Regions from separate parts of the Homo sapiens genome. Here region 1 is linked to region 2. A link is an interaction called in ENCODE POLR2A ChIA-PET data of the cell type or tissue named here. Cell type or tissue: GM12878. All regions are shown on one strand. Each heading gives the region's core, and the rest is flanking DNA. Links, peaks and the distances in the headings are about the cores only.

Evidence for each region. Peaks named below come from ENCODE experiments on the same cell type or tissue, not always from the same donor. Only the 100,000 strongest peaks of a DNase experiment are listed, where the experiment ranks them.
Region 1: POLR2A ChIA-PET joins it to region 2 with 6 read pairs; 2 of 35 experiments call an interaction of 5 or more read pairs at or near these places.

The regions. Positions count from the first base shown.
Region 1 is chr3:15,493,318-15,499,747 of GRCh38, forward strand. The region is part of intron 1 of COLQ (collagen like tail subunit of asymmetric acetylcholinesterase); the gene reads right to left. It overlaps MIR4270 (microRNA 4270), which reads right to left and starts at 2,991; the gene lies at 2,922-2,991. In GM12878, for the core only: no CTCF peak of the experiment used is centred there; a DNase peak (open chromatin) is centred at 3,659.
Region 2 is chr3:15,029,414-15,035,843 of GRCh38, forward strand. NR2C2 (nuclear receptor subfamily 2 group C member 2) reads left to right here. Exons shown (of 14, transcript NM_001291694.2): 9 at 862-1,039; 10 at 2,966-3,087; 11 at 5,257-5,396. Among named protein-coding and RNA genes, the nearest start is that of MRPS25, 33 kb to the right of the region's middle. In GM12878, for the core only: no CTCF peak of the experiment used is centred there; no DNase peak of the experiment used is centred there.

The DNA.
Region 1 (6,430 bases), core at 1,519-5,518, 460 kb after region 2:
ACATGGGCTCTGGGGAAAAAGGAGATTTATTGTAAAGTTAACAACTGTCAGAAAGAGCTGGAGCCAATGAGTCAATGGGACATGACACTGTCCTGGTATTTCTCTCACCTTCCTCGATCCCCTGTCCCCCATCTCCCCTTTTATGCTTCTTTCTGTGCATCTGATCCATTCCATCCTCTTTGGCGTCTTCACGCCCATCTCTCCATGACGGCTGACCCAGTCTTGCCTCACCTCTTTTACCTCCCCCATCTGCTTTGTCTGGAACATCCCCTTGTGGGTCTTAGTTCAAATAGCCACCACAGGGAATCTGTTTGCCCAGCCAGGTGACAGGTCATGGGGGCAGCTAAGCAGAGCCTGCCCTGGACCAGACTCAGACCCAGTCTTTAGCAGGATCTCAGGGTCTGTCACCAGCTCAACAGAGGCTGTGGGAGGAGTTTCTCCTGAGGAAGGCCAGGCAGACAGGCACTCCAAAATATGTCAAACAGGCTAGGCGTGGTGGCTCACGCCTGTAATCCCAACACTTTGGGAGGCTGAGGTGGGCAGATCACTTGAGGTCAGGAGTTCAAGACCAGCCTGACCAAATGGCGAAACCCCGTGTCTACTAAAAACACAAAAATTTGCTGGCCGTGGTGGCACATGCTTGTAATCCCAGCTACTTGGGAGGCTGAGGCAGGAGAATTGCTTGAACTTGGGAGGCAGAGGTTTCAGTGAGCCGAGATTGTGCCATTGCACTGAAGAGGAAGCTCTTATCTTAAAGGAATAGTGACTGTTGGGGTCAGGATGCAGGGAAAGCTGGAAAGTTAATTTGGGGCTAGATTGTGCTGTTTTGGATACCCCACAAAAGGGTTTAGGCTTTAATTGGAAAGTCGTAGGAAACCACGGCAGGTGCAGGGTAAAGGAGTGACAGGATCAAAATGGTGCTGGAGAACACTGTGTGCAAGGAAGGTGCAGGTGTGGGGAGGACAGGCTTGGAGAATGGGAGCATGCAGCAGGGCACGGGACAGGAAGGGAGGGACTGATGCAGAGAAACGGGGCCAACATGTTGCAGGAGGGAAGAAGCAGGAAGAATCAAGGGTGGTTTTGAAGTTGCAGGGTACCCAGGGCAACAGTGGTCAGAGTTTGAGAAAGAAAAGTCACAGCAGGCACTAGTTTATGGGTGTTAGACATTTATTCATTTGAGCACACTCTTTGCCAGGCACTGGGCCAGGCCTGTGGGAAGCAGAAAGTACCTAAATGGCATCTGTAGTTGGAAAGGCTTGCAGAGCTCAGAGGCCTTCTGCTTGTACCCCACTCCCTGCCCTCCCACAAGCAGCCTCCACTAGATGCCGTCTCCACCAGGAAGCTTTCCTTGACTTCCCAGGCAAGATTGAGTGGCCCTGCTGTTTTTCTCTGGGTTTACCCCTATGTTAGGTTTCCTCCATGGGGAAAAACTATTTCCTTGTATCCCTCTGACCAAACTGTGCTTTCTGGGAGAGCAGGAGCCAGCTTTTATCCCCAGGGTCTAGCACTGTATCTGGCATATGCTAGACACTCCACAAACGTTTGCTGAATTAATAATGACAAACACCACATGCAAGGCACCATTTAAGTGATTCACACATAGAAATTCACCTAATCCTCACAGCAACCCTAAGAGCTAGGTACTACTCTTGTTATCATCATCTCCATTTTACAGATCCATTAACTGAGGCAAAGAGGTTAAGCAATTTGTCCGAAGTCATATAGCTAGTAAGTGACAGAGCCAGGCAGTCTGGTTCCGGAGCCCTTCCTCTTGAGCTCTACACCATGACTGCATGTGGTAGAAATGAAGGTCTGGAGCTTCAAGTCCCATAACAACAACTTGGGGCTATAGCATCAGTGCCCTCCAAGCAAAGGCTTCAGGGAACCAAGCTGGGTTTATTGACTCACTGCAAAGAGGGAGAACACACACCGGAAGGAACCGTGGGGCATCTCAGTTAGAGGATGCTGGGAAGGACTGATCCTAGGGTTGGGGATTTTGCTAAGTGATGGAGGGGAGACTGAGGAAATGAAGTCTGGCTTCACTCTGAATTGGATGCCATCAGGAAGAAAGGGCCATTCTATAATTGAGTACCTTAATTCATATCTAGAAGAGAGTGGAGCAAGACCAAAGCTGTGATTGGTTTTTTAAACAGCAGCAATCACTCATATTAGCAAGGATAGGAGAATGTTTAGTTACTTTTGTGGTTGGATGATAGTCCTGTTTTCGTCTGTGTTCAGTTGTGATTATCAAGTGATTCTTACTTTCTTCTCAATCCATCAAGGTCACAGGGTGACCCTGTCTGAAGTTGGTGTTCTGTGACATCGCTTCTGTGTTGCAAAACACCATGCCGAGCTCTGAGAGTCAGGGCAGCTCCAGCTGTCACGGGCTACTTTTCTCAGTGGTAAAATAATATGGATACATTGTTCCCGAACTTGACATTAATGCCAATGTATTCCTCCTCAAGCTTCTCCAAGTTTCCTAGAGTGTTGAGTCGCTAGGAGTGGGCAGCTTCAGTTGTAGGGTGGAGGAGGCTGGCAGGTTCACACCAATCCCGGAACGTTTTTAAGGTCCCCTGGCTACAGTTTCTCCTTTGCTTCTCTTTTGCCTCAGCACACAGCTAAGGGCTGAGGCTGCAGTGTTCCAAAAGCACCTGGGAGGCTGGCAGGCCCACACTGCTAATATGCACTCATCACCATTATTTTTCCAGACCATATATGGCCTCCAGTGCCTTCCTTCACCCAGCACCCTGTGTGGCCTTCCACTGATGAAGGACCTTGTATCATTTAAAGCAATCACTTCTCTCCTTTCTTCCTGGAAATTGGAGACCTCTTCAGTGACCACAAATTATCAGCTGCATTTCTGGCTGAGGCTTCTGCATTGTTCGGCTCCCCCACCCCATCCCCCTCACCCTTTCCCCCTTGACCCACTTTCTTCCCAGCAGGGGAAGGCCATCTATTTCTGCCCTCCCCTGACTCCCTGAAGCTATTTGTTTTTAGGAGCCTAGTTTATTTACAGCTCATTCCTGTTCAGAATATTTCCATCAGGTGGACGTGTTTGGGAGCAGCTTCCCCCTCCCTCCTCCCTCCCAGTCAACTAAGCCAGGACTTCACATGTCTATTTTGGTGTCATCCGAGTGGCCTGTGGGTCTTTCTCATGGACTGTCTCTATAGAATTGTGTCTGAGCTCAGGCTCCAGTCTGGAAAAGCCCCGGAAGGCTCTGTTGTATTGAAAGCAATCCTGTGCGTATCTCCGTGGAGCCTGCAGAAACCTGGGAGCAGCACGTGGCTCAGCACCAGGCAGCTGCCTTGGAAATGCCAACCATCACGGAACTTCAGGACCGCATGTCCCAACTTAAAGACATCAAGCTCATGTTGTATGTGGCCAGTGCATTGCCAAATTATGGGTAATTGTTTAATGCAGGCTTTGGCAAGTGTTTGAAGCTTTTGTTGTCGATGATGCTGGTTTTGCCCTTTGGACTCAATACCCATTCTTGAAAAGGAGACTTTCTCTTGTTTCATTTCAAGAAACTGAGGCACATCTTTGGAAAGCGATTTTCTCCAATTTACTCTTGGAAAGACATGGATTTGATTAAAGAGTGTTAAGTCTAGGTGCAAGTGGCCATGTGAGCCAGTACAACTCACTTACTCAATCTGAAACTTAGTTTCCTCATCTGTACCACAAAGAGTTTTGCCCAAATCATCTCCAAAGTCCTTTTGCCTTTTTTTTTTTTTTTTTTTTTTTTTGAGACGAAGTCTCACTCTATTGCCCAGGCTGGAGTGCAGTGGTGGGTTCTCAGCCCACTGCAACCTCCGCCTCCAGGGTTCAAGCCACTCTCATGCCTCAGTCTCCTGAGCAGCTGGGATTACAGGCGAGTGCCACCATGCCTGGCTAATTTTTGTATTTTTACTAGAGATGGGGTTTTGTCATGTTGGCCAGGCTGGTCTTGAACTCCTGACCTCAGGTGATCCGCCCACCTCAGCCTCTCAAAGTGTTGGGATTACAGGCATGAGCCACTGCACCTGGCCTCCTTTAGTCCCTTTTTAAAATAAGTATGACACCAGAACCACCACTGTATCCATCTTCATCTACCCTCTTGCAAGGCCAGCCCCACAATAGGTTACTGGAAATAGCCATTTCCATTTCTGCCTTCTGTTTTTCCATCAAGTAGCCTTCCCTCCCACCCCCTCAATCCAACAAATGTGTCATTAGAAACTGTCAAAGGAAAGAAGTGACATAAGCATCCTGCCTCAGCAGGTTGAGAGAATTACAAGTGCAGCCATTTAACTGTTCTGCACCTGCCTGTCCAGTTGGTGGACTAGTCAGCTTTTTACTTCCTCCTCCTCTTTTGGGGCCTTTCCCTGCCTGTGGGAACTTGCATGAGAGAGACAGACCCCAAAGAAGAGAGAAAGCCAAGGGCACACGCTGTATGGCAGCTCAGAGTGCTTTGACTTTATTGTAGTGAGTTGGGTCTCAGCTACAGTAAAGTTCTTACATTAACTGAATGCAATTTGCCCAAAATTCCCCCCAATTCACATGTTCCAGAGAAGGCTGCACCCTACAATTTTCCTTCAATCCCCACAACAAACCTTGAAAGACAAATTCTGATCCTAAAAGTTGCACGTAATTTGAACTTCTCTGAAAGAACATGGTAGAGTTTGCCTTCTGCTGTATGTCCCTGAGCAGGCAAGGATACAACCTACAAAGAACAATTTGTGGTTTGGTGGCTGTGCCTCTGAGCCAAATTACCCAAGGCAGTCCACTCAAGAGTGATGGAGACTGTCTCAGCCACCCAACGCCAGCGGGGGCCCAGACTACAGAACACGATTTTACTTCAAAGCCAAGGTACCAGCTGCCAGCCAAGGTACCAGCTGCCAGCACAAGGTACTTGTGTCAGTCAAGGTCACAAGAGGGACACAGACAAGTGCACACACCCGTTAGCATGTATGCCAGGTCCCCACCAACTCTACTGTGAAACCCCTTTGCATTGCAACTTCAACACTGGCTGAGCAGTTTAAAATTTAAAGGCTTTCACAATGAGAAACAGCCCTGTGAAAGAAAAACTTAAAAAGAAAAAAAATTTAAAGGCTGCTAAAACCTCCTAGTACAGTCTGCTTTCCAAGAGTCTTTTTTCCAAAACAATGCATGTGCATCCACACACACACACACACGTGCACACACGCACACACAACTCACCCAAGCAGCCTGCCGAGTAACAGAGCAGTCCTGAAATGATGAGCAGATGAGCGAGGCTGAATGATGAGCCCGTCATTGTGAGGCAGGGCCCAAAGCGGACTGGCCAGGGAACACTAGCCGGAGACAGGCTGAGATTCGTCACGCCTCTGAGTGCTCCCAGTGCCTGGCCTGTTTGGCATTAGGGGTGGGAGTTGGCCAATCCCTGCTTTGATGTTGCTTCTGCTCCAGATGCCAGGGGTCTGGAGCCAGTCCTGAGCTCCTGGGAGTAGCAATGGGTAGGCAGCCCTGCTCCAGCTGCCCATGAACACTGCTGTAGGGGAGGCTTGGAGGACAAGAGTGCCTTCAGCCCAGGGGAGGATATGAGGTTGGGAGCCCAGGGATACTTATCCCCCTGCAAGCCAAGAGGAAATTGAGAGCAATCAAACAGGCTGCTTTTCATTTGGCTCAAAAACCGACTTGACTCAAAATACCACAGCAGTATTGACTGCTCTGGTAAGCCTCAAAGTCAACCCCCCACCGAGACCGTCCAAGGGGAGCCTGCCCTCCTCTGCTTCAGGGAAGACCTTCATGGCCAGGGGTCTCAGCTCTAATCCTGTCTGGGCCAAAGTGTTGCTGACAAAGCTAAACGTAACTAAAACAACAACAACGAAACCACAAACAAACAAAATATATAGATTTCCAAAGGGCATGTAGGCAAGTCTTTTTGGATGAAGCGGCATATACCAGTTACATGCTTAAATCTATCTGGTACTTTATAGGCACACCCAGTGCACAAGCATGGACACACACAATATTTTAGATTATAAAAGACAAGATTATTATTATACTACTTAGCAATAAGCACTGTTGTTTTGATCAGCTTAGTAAAGACCATAAGCTATAGCAGGAGTCAGCAAACTTTTGCTATAAAGGTCAACATAGTAAATATTTAGGCTTTGTGGGTCACATGGTCTCCGTTACAACCTCACTTTGCCATTGTACAGGACAGCAGCCATAGACAATACATGAAGGAATGAGATTGGTCATGTTTTGTAAAAGTTTACACAAATATAGGAGGCAGGCTGGATTCGGCCCACAGGCTGTAGTTTGCCAAGCCCTGCACTATAACCTTCAAAAGAAAGGACACTTATGTTCATTCATTCATTTACTGTTTTATTCATTCAGAAACACAGTAAGTACCAAATTGTGCAAGACATAATGACTAGACACAGTTCCCGCCCTTGGAATGTGTCGTTC
Region 2 (6,430 bases), core at 1,482-5,481:
ACATGCCAGACCAGCCAGATACAAAGCTGGAGACTATACAAGTGTTCCAGTCCTTTGTTCACTTGTGGTCTGATAACAAATAAGATCTAGGTACCGTGGAAAGTGGGTGGGATTTGAATTAGGTAGAATTCTGGTTCTACCACTTACTATATGGATGGTCTTGGAAAAGTTATTTAACAACTGTAAGCTCAGCATTCACATCTGTAAAATGGAAGATAATTTTTAACTTTGGAGGGTACTTGTGAAAAATAGAAATTGGGCCTAGGTGCAGTGGCTCACAGCTATAATCCCAGCACTTAGAGAAGCTGAGACAAGAGGATCACTTGATCCCAGGGGTTTGAGACCAGCTGAGACCCATCTCTGAAAAAGTAAATAAATAATAGATAGATAGATAGATAGATAGATAGATAGATAGATAGATAGATAGATATAGATAGACCCCATCTCTGAAAGAGAGAAAGAAAAAGAGAAAGAGACAAAGAGAAAAGGAAGGAAGGAAGGAAGGAAAGAGAGAAAAGGAAGGAAAAGAGAGAAAGAAAAGAAAAGAAAGAAATTGTCCATGAAGTTAGATAATACATAGCTCAGTGCCTAAGATGATGTGTAGATAATACATACAAGTTTTCATTGTTTGCCGGATGCAGTGGCTCACGTGTGTAATCCCAGCACTTTGAGAGGCCAAGGCAGGTAGATCACCTGCAGTCAATAGTTTGAGACCAGCCTGGCCAACATAGTGAAACCCCATCTCTACGGTAGAATTTAATTATCTTTTCCCACTGTAGTTTTTCTAAATCATAGCTAGAATTCTGTTCCCCCTAAAAGCTGTAGATTCACAACAATTACATGCTTCATTTTTGCTCACAGGGCATTTGATACCTTAGCTAAAGCACTTAATACCACAGACAGCTCCTCTTCTCCAAGCTTGGCAGATGGGATAGACACCAGTGGAGGAGGGAGCATCCACGTCATCAGCAGAGACCAGTCGACACCCATCATTGAGGTTGAAGGCCCCCTCCTTTCAGACACACACGTCACATTTAAGGTGAGTGAATTCAGCCTAACCATGTGCCCCCAACCTGCTGGGGGATAGGTTCTGTACCAAAGCCGATCTGCAGTTTTAAAAATCAAACCTTGGGGCCAGGCATAGTGGCTCATGCCTGTAATCTTAGCACTTCGGGAGGCCAAGGCACGTGGATCACTTCAGCTCAGGAGTTCAAGACCAGCCTGGCCAACATGGTGAAATCCCATCTCTCCTAAAAATACAAAAATTAGTCGGGCATGGAGGCGCATGCCTGTAGTCTCACCTACTCAGGAGGCTGAGGCATGAGAATCACTTGAACCTGGGAGGCAGAGGTTGCAGTGAGCCAAGATCATGCCACTGCACTCCAGCCTGGGCAACGAGTGAAACTCCACCTCAAAAATAAATAAATAAATAAAAATTAAACCTTGGAGTGAGCTCATCTTCAATCTGGTATTTAACATTATGACTTCAAACTGGATCTTGTATTCCAGAATGATAGTCCCATTATGAAGCATCTTCACTTGTCTTTTGCTCACAGTGCCATTTGGTTCTGAAGGTAACCATGAAGCAGGCGTGGCCCATCATTACTAAGACAGGCTGACATAGTGGTAACTGCTGAGGGCTGAATGCTCTGCCTCTGCCTCTCTGTGACTGCCTGGCTGCCCCATGGGCTCAGGCAGGCACTTTTGTCTCTTCTCTGTGTCATAGAAACCCTCATATAAAATCTACAACAAGCAGGCAGCCAGCCATTGATCCTGACTGCTCTGCCCTCTAGAGCCACAGAAAGTAGATCCCTTGAAGAGTGCTGTTAAGGCCTCATGGGTGTTCCCCGTGCTGTCATTCACTGGTCTCACTTTTTCTACAGGACACTCAGAGGGTACCTGAAGCCCTCTCAGTCTCTAGGTCTCCAGACTGCTGAGTCCTCCTTTTCCCCCAGTATTTTTTTTTTTTTTAAACAAATACATAGGCTGAAGCGTAGTGATGTGATTGTGGCTCACTGTAACCTCAAACTCCTGGTCTTGAACTCCTGGGCTCAGGTGATCCTCCTGCCTCAGCCTCCCAAGTAGCTAGGACTATAGGCATGCACCACCATGCCCATCTAATTTTTATTTTTATTTTTTGTAGAGATGGTGTCCTTGATATGTTGCCCAAGCTGGTCTCAAACACTTGGCCTCAAGCAATCCTCCCACCTCAGCCTCCCAAAGTGCTCCTGTCACATGAGCTGCTTAGCTCTTACTTACTGCTACCTTAAGACCATCTCCCAAAATGCCTGCTAGTCCATGAAGTTGGCCCCTGTTACCCAGATTTTTTTTTTTTGAGACTGAGTCTCACTGTCACCCATACTGGAGTGCAGTGGTACAATCTTGGTTCACCACAACCTCCACCTCCTGGGTTCAAGCAATTCTCCTGCCTCAGCCTCCGAAGTAGCTGGAACTACAGGTGCATGCCACCACACCTGGCTAATTTTTGTATTTTTAATAGAGACAGGGTTTCATTATGTTGCCCAGGCTGGTCTCGAACTCCTGACATCAGGTGATCTGCCTGCCTCAGCCTCCCAAAGTGCTGGGATTACAGGCATGAGCCACCCGCACCTGGCCCCTGTTCCCCAGATTTAATTTAGACCTTAACCTATGGCTCAAAATGGAATTGCCATAGAACAAATAACAGTTTAGCTGAGGCAAGACTTGAGGAGTATGTTTTTGTGGGGGTGGGCTGGGAAGATCCCCTTAGGCTTATGGACCACATTCCAAGGCCCATTAGACCCTAGTTCACTGAGCAAGAAAACATGGGGAGTCCGTGCAAGCCCCCCGACTGCATGGGACTTCAGAATCAGACAGCAACTCTAGATGCCACTGCTATTGAAGCATGACAGGGATACATGTTGACAGACAAAGCCATCCCCTGTCCTTCCTTCACCTCCTGTGCCATGTGCCTCCTCTTTTCCAGCTAACAATGCCCAGTCCAATGCCAGAGTACCTCAACGTGCACTACATCTGTGAGTCTGCATCCCGTCTGCTTTTCCTCTCAATGCACTGGGCTCGGTCAATCCCAGCCTTTCAGGCACTTGGGTAAGTGGCCTCTTGCTGTGCATGTATCCTCGGGCAGGAGCCTTCCTCTCCCTAGGAATGACCTGGAAGAACTCTGAGGGCCTGTCTAGTTTGACTGTTTCTATGACCTCATTCAAAGGACCCTGAGTTTTTTATTAAATATAGTTAGTGGACTGGTAGCAGGATTACCAGTTGCCAGTTCTGCAATGTTCCTCTAAACTTTATGGAGCCTCCTAGATACACCAAGGATTTGGTGCTAGGAGCTGGGGATGGAGAAGAATGTAGAAGGCAAGGGTAGTCCCCAGCACTGTGCTATGCACAGTGTGACTCAACAAACTGAAGCCAGGCCGGGAACTGTGCCTAGGCCTTAATAAGGTGAATGTGAATCAGCTGTTTCCTCAAACATGGATTTACAATCTCACACAAGCCACAGTGCCAATTGGCACATTGAGTAGTACAGAACCTGGTGTCATCTCTACAGGAAACCCCCCCCCCTTTTCTTGCTTTCTTGAGTACCACTTGTGTATGTTTCTCCTCTAAATACCAGCATCGGCTCTGCCAGTGTGCCAAGTGCTGTGCAGCTGGTGCAGCTGCCACCGTGCCATCAGGTGGCTGGCAGTCTGGTTGAAAGATAAGTAACCATATAAAAATGGAAATACAATGAGAGTCATTGCATATTGCAGAGTAACCATCCTTAGGTAATATGTGGAAAACACTAGAATGGAGGGCAGGGTTGTCTAGTAGTTGACACTATTGTCTTTGGGGCAAACAGACCTGGTTGTCGGGCCATAAGAATAGTGCTTGTCAGCTGTGTGGCCTTGTGCAAGTCACTTTACCTCTCTGAGCCTCCAGTTTCTCATTGTAGAATCCTCGCGTGGGTTTCAGATCTATAAAGCTCTTAACCCAGTGCCTGGCATGCAAGGGACTCAGCAGAAGGCAGTGTGGTTCTGTGGGTCAGGTGGTGTGGGATGTGTCCTGAGTAGTTGTTAGAATGGTCACCTCCCTCCATGATTAAAGGAAAGGCAGTCAGAATTGTCCCATTCTCCAGGGAGAATTAGACAGGTAGTGACTGCTAAACAAGTATTAGGAGTTTCATTGTTAGCTCTTTGGGAGAATGGCCTACCCCTTGCTACTATCTGGTAGGTGGTGTAACCTCAGGCTTTTTTTTTTTTTTTTTTTTTTTTTAAATAACACCACAGTCCACAGTTAATAGTACTGATAGGTACCTGAGATTTTTTAAATGAGGTTAAAACATTGTTACCCACTGCCCTGAGTGTACTTTTTCTAGTTGGGTAATTTGGAACCTCCTCCACAGAGTTTCTCAGTCCGGGCTAGATAAAATGTGCTACCACATTTAAAGTGGTTTCATTTACATTTCATGTACTGTTTTTCATAAGTTAGTGTTCAGGGCAGTGATCATAGTAAAATACTAGATGTGCATCTGGGGCATTTGGGAATGACCCAGTGCAGTAGCCCTGGTTCTCACTGCCTTCCTGTGGCTGGGCCACACTTAAGGCAACTGGAAGAAACAGCTTTGTCAAGACAGCCCAGTTTCTCCGGCCTCCTGAAATCTTGAGACAGGTGAGGGAATGCAATTTAGGGGTTTCTGAGAATAAGGATGTATTGTTTTGTGATGTGCCAACTTTGCTGACTAACTGAGTAGAAGTTAGCCAGGGCAAGGCTGGAAGCGGCCTTAGCTGGACCCTCATCCTCCCTGCTTCAGTCTCGGATCCAGCACAAAGCCTGCCTCCTGCCCTGCAGGGTTGCAGGGCATGTTTCTGCCCTTCAGAATCTGTACTCATCTCCGTCTTTTGGTCCCCGTAGCCTCTCATGACCTTGGCTGCAGGACCTAAGTAACTGATACCATCTCTTGGGACAGTCAGTCCAGGATGCTGAGGCTTTTGAAGGCTGTAGGTAATGATGGTTTGGCCATACCTATTAACATTTTTTTATTATTTAAAGAATGTTTTTTAAGAGAATAGTTGATCATTAGAAGGATTTTAGTTAAAACATTCATAGACTTATTCATAGACTTCATCCTTTTCTTGAAGAATGATCCTGGATAGCACTTCAATAAACACTTGCTGAATTCACCTGTTTGGGAAATGCTGGGACTTAGTGCCTGGATGCCCCACAACCTTGGAGAAATGCCAACACACACCACACTCAGACTCCTTTCTATATTCCTAGGCAGGACTGCAACACCAGCCTTGTGCGGGCCTGCTGGAATGAGCTCTTCACCCTCGGCCTGGCCCAGTGTGCCCAGGTCATGAGTCTCTCCACCATCCTGGCTGCCATTGTCAACCACCTGCAGAACAGCATCCAGGAAGGTAGGGCACAGGGACTTGGGGCTGGGGTGTGTCTTGGTTCAGCCTGGTGGCCATGGAGCAGAGCCCAGCCCCCTGGTTGGAGGCTCATGTCAAAGACACCTTTGTTGACCCAGGCTGGCAACATAGCAAATTGGATAGCCTCAGTTTCCCACAGCATCCATAGGCTGAGAGAAGTTTGACTGTTAAGGTATGGAGCCTTTGGGCTGGGCATGGTGGCTCACGCCTGTAATCCTAACACTTTGTTAGGCCAGGCAGGAGGATCACTTGAGCCCAGGAGTTTGAGACCAGTCTGGGCAACATAACGAGACCTTGTCTTTACAAAAAGTACAAGAAATTAGCCAGGCCTGGTGGCATCTGCCTGTAGTCCCAGATACTCAGGAGGCTGAGGCAGGAGGATTGCTTGAGCCCAGAGTTTGAGGCTGCAGTGAGCTGTGATCATTCCAGGTACTCCATCCTGGGTAATAGAGCAAGATCCCATCTCAATGAATGAATGAATGTTAGGAGGCTTATCAGTCAGAATATGTAAATTTCTGCCAGACTGCCCTCTTCATACGATTAATATGAAGAAAAAAATGGAAAAGGTCAACTTCTTGATAGGCATTTAGTGATGTTTTCAGAATAATCACAGCTGATATTTTCATCTTCATTGACAGGTTACTTTTCTCATGTATAATAGTTCACAGATCCTCACAACCCTATAAAGTAGGGACTATTACCTCATTTTTCCCTATGGAGGAACTGAGGCCCTGATAAGGTCCCTGGCTTGCCCCAGATGAAACAGTAAGTACAAAAACTAGGGCACAGGCTGGGTGCAGTGGCTCACTCCTGTAATCCCAGCACTTTGGGAGGCCAAGACGGGGGATCACTGGAGGTCAGGACAGTCCAGCTTGGCCAACATGGTGAAACCCCTTCTCTACTAAAAATACAAAACAGGAGGCTGGGTGCAGTGGCTCACGCCTATAATCCCAGCACTTTGGGAGGCCAAGGCGGGTGGACTGCCTGAGCTTGGGCGTTCGAAACCAGCCTGGGCAACA